Linked DNA regions of Homo sapiens: region 1 is linked to region 2. A link is a contact called in ENCODE Hi-C or POLR2A ChIA-PET data. All regions are on one chromosome and are shown on one strand. The core of a region is the stretch at or near the end of the contact, and the rest is flanking DNA. Distances in the headings are between cores, read along the strand shown. Region 1 overlaps ARFGEF3 (ARFGEF family member 3). Region 2 overlaps ARFGEF3 (ARFGEF family member 3).

Region 1 (3,082 bases), core at 3-2,502, 43 kb after region 2:
CTGCCCTGATCATGGTCGCTGGACAGGGTGTGCCTGACAGAGAAACCCCCGATCATGACCAGGACATGTCCTTGGGAGAGGATTAATTCAGGATGTTCTTAAAAGAGCACATCTGCGATTCTGTGCTCATCATCATTATCTGTCCACATCCATCCCTCTCTCATATTAACGTGACCACATTTTCTGGATTGTTGTCACTTGTGCCAAAATCTTGCAATAAATCAGCTTTGCTTTCTCCTTTCAAGTCTAATTCTAATTTTTTTTCCCTAAACCCAGGGTTTCTGTACACATTTTAAATTGAGGGATTGCTTCTTGCATATAGTAGCTATTCAATTATCTGGGACTTTTATTAGCCATTGTAATGATTTTTCCCTTTTCATGGAAAGCTTTGCCCCTGTTTTCCCTATTTTCCTTGTGGCTCATTTATGGAGGCAGTTTCTGCAAGCTGGTGTAGATTGCAGGACGCTGCCCATCACTCAAGTTCCTGCTGTTCCATGGTAATTTAGTCAATATGCTTTAATGACCCTGTGAAGGATATATTTTTAATAAAATTGCCCTCAATATTTAGCTGCTTCTGTTTTCCATGGGGCCAGCGTGCTCAGAATGTTAATCTAAACTTGTTGCCCTCTCATTATGCAATGGAAGTCAGATGATTTCAATTTGTTATTGCCCTAAATTTTCTACCCCTAGTCTGTGTTTTAATCCGGCGAATTAATACATGCTAAGCATTGGGAGCATCAACAATTTCAATAAGTCATTTTTATCTGCTGCATCATCCTGGCTAGATGCTCTGCCCTTAATACATCTTGTGAGTCCCAGGAGGGCATGGACACCATCAGCCCTGTAATTAAAATCTGCTGTGCTTTTCATGCAACAAACTGCATGAGCTTAAGGAACTGGCTCCGTTAATGTGCTTTACTTTCCTTTCATTATTTCCTGCTGTTTTCAGGGTTGATTTTGTTTTTTTTTTTTCCATATAGCTCAGTGAGTCTTTGACTATTGGTGGCCAGACATTAGGTGTGGAAAGCCTTCCTTCCAACATCTTGTGAACATGGTCAGCATTGGCTGGGGGCCTGGGTGCAGGTATCCTCAGCTTCTGTGGACTGTTGTTGCAGGGAGGTCTCCCTCTACATATGCTGGGCTTCCCTGAAACACAGGGAGTCAAGCTTCCTGCATTCCCCTGAGAATCTTGATTACCAATACTGCTAACTCAACACCCTTACGAAGACCTCACCATGGGAACTGCTCCTGCTTCCAACCGCTGCTCCGAAAAGCAGCTCTTGCTCACAGAAAACTGGGTCAAGTTTCAAACACTTCTTCCTAAACCTACCTTTGTGTACCTTATATGAACTCACAGAGCCACGGAAGGCAGAAAGTTGATCGTCAGTCCTATAAGCAATGTTAATAATTAACCAGTGAGGACAAATATTTGCCATCATTATTTTCATATCGTAAAGTGGTGCCAGTCTTTATTGTCAATACTTAAAAAATCAAGAGCCCAGAGGGACCAAGTGGCCTCTGCTGGCCACCACCAACTCAGACTCCCCGCCCCCCGCCATGAAACATGGCACTAAAAATAAAAAACCTCAGAGTAAGAAAGCATCATGTGACAATGTCCTGAGGGCCTTTCACAGGCTCCACGGATGGTATAGTCTAATGAGAAGATTGCAAATAAGCAAACAAGTCATTTATGAGACTGATGTCTGCTCTGAAGTAAATGAAACAAGGAGATGTGATACTGAGTACTTTAGAGAGGGGGATCTGGGAATGTCTGTCTGAGGGGGCGACATCTAAGACTGGAAAGAAGCCAATCAAGCCACGTGGCAAAACAAATAGAGGAGGAGCCAAGGACAGGGCTTTTCAGCCATGGGACCACCACTGTGTACTTACAGGGGCCTGGAAGACATAGCCTCCCTCCAAGCCCAGGGTAGGTCCTGGTGACCCCACTGTCCTCAGCTTTCATCCCTCCCTACCTACCAAATCCCAGTTCCCAAAGATTGTCATGAAACAAAAGAAAGCTATTTCCCATGAGGCCAAGAGGCAGTTGCTACCCAATCCCTTTTTCTCAATCGCCATGGCACTGAGACAATTTTTTTTTTTTTTTTTTTTTTGAGATGGAGTCTCACTCTGTCACCCAGGCTGGAGTGAAACAGTGTGATCTCGGTTCACTGCAACCTCCGCCTCCCGGGTTCAAGTGATTCTCCTGCCTCAGCCTCCCGGATAGCTGGGATTACAGGCAACCACCACCACACCTGGATAATTTTTTTTTTTTTTTGTATTTTTAGTAGAGATGGGGTTTTGCCATGTTGCCCAGGCTGGTCTCGAACTCCTAATCTCAAGTGATCCGCCCACCTCAGCTTTGCAAAGTGCTGGGATTACAGGTGTGAGCCACTGTGCCCAGCCAACTGAGCTGATTTTTATTTGGTGTTGATTCTTGGATTAAGTCCCTTTAAGAATCAAAAGACTGAGGAGCACACCTGCAATTAATACCCACCCTTGTGACTAAATATGGCAAAAAAAAATCTTTTTTACCCCCCTTTAATTGCATACATACTTGCTTTCTCTGAAGGAGCGACTGTTCCTAGGGCCGGCCTAGCTGACAGCTAAGACTGAGAGATGGGGAGAGATTTCTTGTCACATCTGACAATTGCAGTTTCCTGTATTAAGTAAATTTGCTAGGCTTCCATGCTCCTTCATGAATTGAACAGATGAGAAAAATGCTCAGAAGACTGCCCCTGGCAGGCTAAGCTGCAGGCAGGGCATGGCTGTGGGGTTTGAGATCAAGGAGCAGACACCAGCACCTTTGTGTCTGTTTTCTGCAGCAAGAAAAGTCAGAGCTAAGTGAAGAGGGAGAGAGTAGCCTCTTACCTACAAATTGAGAAGCAGTTCTTAAAATGCCACAGGCTTTTATTGATCTGTTCCCTAAAGGCTCTACAAGTAGAAAGTGAAGTTTTTAGTGGTCCTTAAAGATCTTGCAAATGTCATTGACCTATTGTCTATGTATCTTGGAAAATAAGGGGAGTAAGTAAACACCATGTAACATTCTGGAGGAAATTGCAAGAGGGAAGAGGAAAATGCAATA
Region 2 (3,117 bases), core at 537-3,036:
CTATGTAGCTGGCCAAGCTCCTTGAGCCAGTCCAGGGCAGAGCCAGGGCTGCTGGACTCCAAAAATCACCTTCCTAACTCACTATGGGGTATTAGCTCTCCAATTATTTGACTTAATACAGAAGATTTTTTATTATTATTTGCAATTTATGGGAAGAGCTGAGATATATACAATTAAATTTTGTGCAGTAAATCACTTGATGAAGCACCATTGTTGAAAAAACCTCCTAGAAAACCTGCTATATTTCGCCATTGCCCACTCACAAGTGCAACTTACCAATAAAGGATTATGGATTAGACCACCTTGTATCAAAACAGCTTCAAATGCAATTTCCAAGGAGCCAGTGCTTTTAAAAGACAGTTGTCCTATATTCAGACTGAGGGGAGTGTCATGAATTATTAGAGCTATTAAGATTAGCACGTATACCTAGCTTTGCCAGGAAATGACTTAAATTGACTTTACCTCTCTCTAAGGAAGAAGGAAACTTTAAGATAAAAGAGACTCTAGTCTGGAATTGATGTGAATACCCACTGGGGAAACCTGAGTAATTATGTAATTAAATAACTAACTCTTACCTCTCCACCTTCTGCTAACTTGACCAAGGGAAGAGGCTAGGTAACAATTGATATGGTTTTTTAATGAGGGTTAAGGTGAGCAAAACTGAAGAATTACTGAGAGAAGATTTAGGATAGGGCTCATTTTTAGGCCTAAAGGAATCCTTCTAGAATATTTTAAGTGAGAGCAGACCTATGCTAATTTTCAGTTTAATGAACTCCAGAGAGAATTGTTCTATGTAAAATAATGGGTTTTTTTTCCTGAAACTATAACTGCCCCATGGTGTGCTTTATTTTATAAATCCTATTTTGTTTTTCTGTATTTACCAGCTGGGAGAAAAACCTTCAAAAACAAAAGGGGTTTTGTAAGCTTATTTCAGAGGCTGTTGGTAGGACAGAAGCCAGGAAACTGGGTCCAGCTGTGCTTGGGGGTTGGGAGAAGGAGAGATCCCGTGACTGGGAAGGGCAGAGGGAGAGGGCTGAACACAGAGGACACCCAGGACTGAGCAGGTGGGAGGGCTGCTGGATTTACCCCCAACTCTGAAATAAAGCTGTATGTGGAAGACAAGGCCAGCAACACGACCTTTGCTGAAAATGGGGAGGGTAGCATTCATGCATTTCAGAGGTAGTAAAAATAAAGATGTAATTTAAAGTCAACAGGAGGATTTGATTAAGAAAGAAAACAATTGTTAAAGGTGTGCATGCCCAGGCATTCAGTACAGAGGATGTTTTTATGAATGTTTGCTTGAGATGATTGCCTCGCTGTGTTCAGTTCTACATGTTAACGTCTGTATCGGAGGGGTCTGGAGAGAGTGATGCAGAGTGGGAAGACAGGGTGGGGACTGGGCTCATGTGGATCAGGCAGTTGGGAAGGGGGAGCAGGTGGCCTGGGTTTGGAGTCAGAGCCAAACACACAGCATGGTGCATGCCGGAAATGCAATGAGGAACAGGACACAAGCTCTCTTCTCTCAAAGAGCTTGTCATTTGCTGAAGGGAAAGCAAATAGATCATCATAATACAGATGCAAGTCCTGGTTCTCCTACATATGCCTTTTGGGACCTCGAGCTGGTCATTTTGCCTGTCAGTTTCCGTAAATGGAGATGGAAACGGGAAGGTAGGGAGGTGCCTCTGTTTCCCCAGTGTGACAGGTCTGAAGAGATCCCATTGCAGGCCACAGAAGTGGCCTCAACCTCCCCTGTGAGTGCTCAGCATGTGTCCACGCTGGGTCTGTCCAGAGGAGGGCATTGCCCCTTTGTATCTCCCCCATATTGGGGCAGAAGGGCAGCTTCCACCCACAGGGCTCGCTCTCAGAACCCTCTGTGCGTTACTGATGTGGACTGAGGCAGCACTTCTCAAACTCTTTGGTCTCAAGACCCTGTACATTTTTAAAAATTATCCCACATAGCTTCTATTTAAAATTTGGATTGTATCTATTTACCATATTAGAAACTAAAACAAAATTTTTAAAATTATTCATTAAAAATAATAGCAAACCCATTTGATGTTAATATAAATGATATAATTTTAATGAAAAATAACTACTTTTATTATACTTCTACCATCCTCATAGCTGTGGAATTAATATTCCCCCAAACAATGTAGTCCTTACTGGGTTCTTATGAAGATTACATAAGATGTAATCTTCATAAGACAGCAGTTTGCAGAATGTACAACAAATGAATTAACATTCACAACAAGTGAATGAAATGTCACTAGTAAACAGGCTTGCAGTTTTCTGGCAGTTTGCAGTGTGATTAAGGTTTCCCCGCTCCTGTGCTGGGTTTCAAAGTGTGATGTTAGATAGGAAAACAAGGGTACCGGGAAGAAAGGGCAGATGAGACTATGGATTTAAGTAGCATTATTTCCTCGTCCTGTGAATATAAAAGGGCCCAGCTTGTCCTTGGGAATTATAAACAAATCTGCCTGAGCAGGCAAGATTTGGTAAACTTGACTATGGCAGTCTTAAGTGTTCTTTAAAATAAATTCTGGTGTCTGAAATAAGAGAATTGGAATCTAATGTTGCTCTATCAGTGTGTTCTGTTTCCATTTTTACTTACAGACTTAAAGAAATTTCTTTGAGCTGGCCTCTCTCATGGCAGTCCATGGATGAGGGTGGCTGTTGATGGAGCTATGGGTGGGACGGAGGACATCACATTTCCAGTAGTACTGCAACACATACTTACCTGAAGATGATGCTTTGGTTTTGTTTTTAACCAGAAAATACACAAGGGTATTCTTAGTTTAGGGGGTAATTATTTGCATTTGTAAATTCTCTAGGCCTTCCATTATTTTCCAATGGAGAAACCATTGCTTGCCTACCCAACATCCAACTGCTCCTTATCCTCAATGAACCTGACTAGGTATAGGATCTGCTCTTATTATCAGCCCTGTGCTTCCAAGGAGGCTGGCCACGGGCTTGCCCTGCATCAGAATATGAGAGGGGTACCCTCTCAGTCTTGTGAAAGTGAAGTTCTTTCTTCCTCCAAAACGTTTCACCTTCAAATGATGCTTGGAGCAGCTATAGCTGTTTGCAGCTGTGAAAGGAGCCAGCCAGGGAATGAAG

What was found. A loop is a pair of places that touch in the nucleus more often than their neighbours do. ChIA-PET counts read pairs that join two places held with the same protein, here RNA polymerase II (POLR2A). Pooled maps may share reads with other maps.
Region 1: POLR2A ChIA-PET joins it to region 2 with 11 read pairs in PC-9. The contact joins two enhancer-like sites. A Hi-C loop is called at or near these places in 2 of 168 maps with a recorded cell type or tissue (dorsolateral prefrontal cortex and heart right ventricle) and 3 of 50 pooled maps. POLR2A ChIA-PET finds 5 or more read pairs at or near these places in 3 of 52 experiments (Caco-2, MCF 10A and PC-9).

The regions. Positions count from the first base shown.
Region 1 is chr6:138,226,084-138,229,165 of GRCh38, forward strand. The region is part of intron 4 of ARFGEF3 (ARFGEF family member 3); the gene reads left to right. Among named protein-coding and RNA genes, the nearest start is that of PBOV1, 9.1 kb to the left of the region's middle. Within about 2 kb of position 1,253, at least 5 of the 41 ENCODE cell types and tissues checked have a DNase peak (open chromatin) inside an H3K27ac peak, as active enhancers do.
Region 2 is chr6:138,182,145-138,185,261 of GRCh38, forward strand. The region is part of intron 2 of ARFGEF3 (ARFGEF family member 3); the gene reads left to right. Among named protein-coding and RNA genes, the nearest start is that of ARFGEF3, 22 kb to the left of the region's middle. RefSeq lists enhancers at 1,106-1,607, 1,608-2,107. Within about 2 kb of position 1,787, at least 3 of the 41 ENCODE cell types and tissues checked have a DNase peak (open chromatin) inside an H3K27ac peak, as active enhancers do.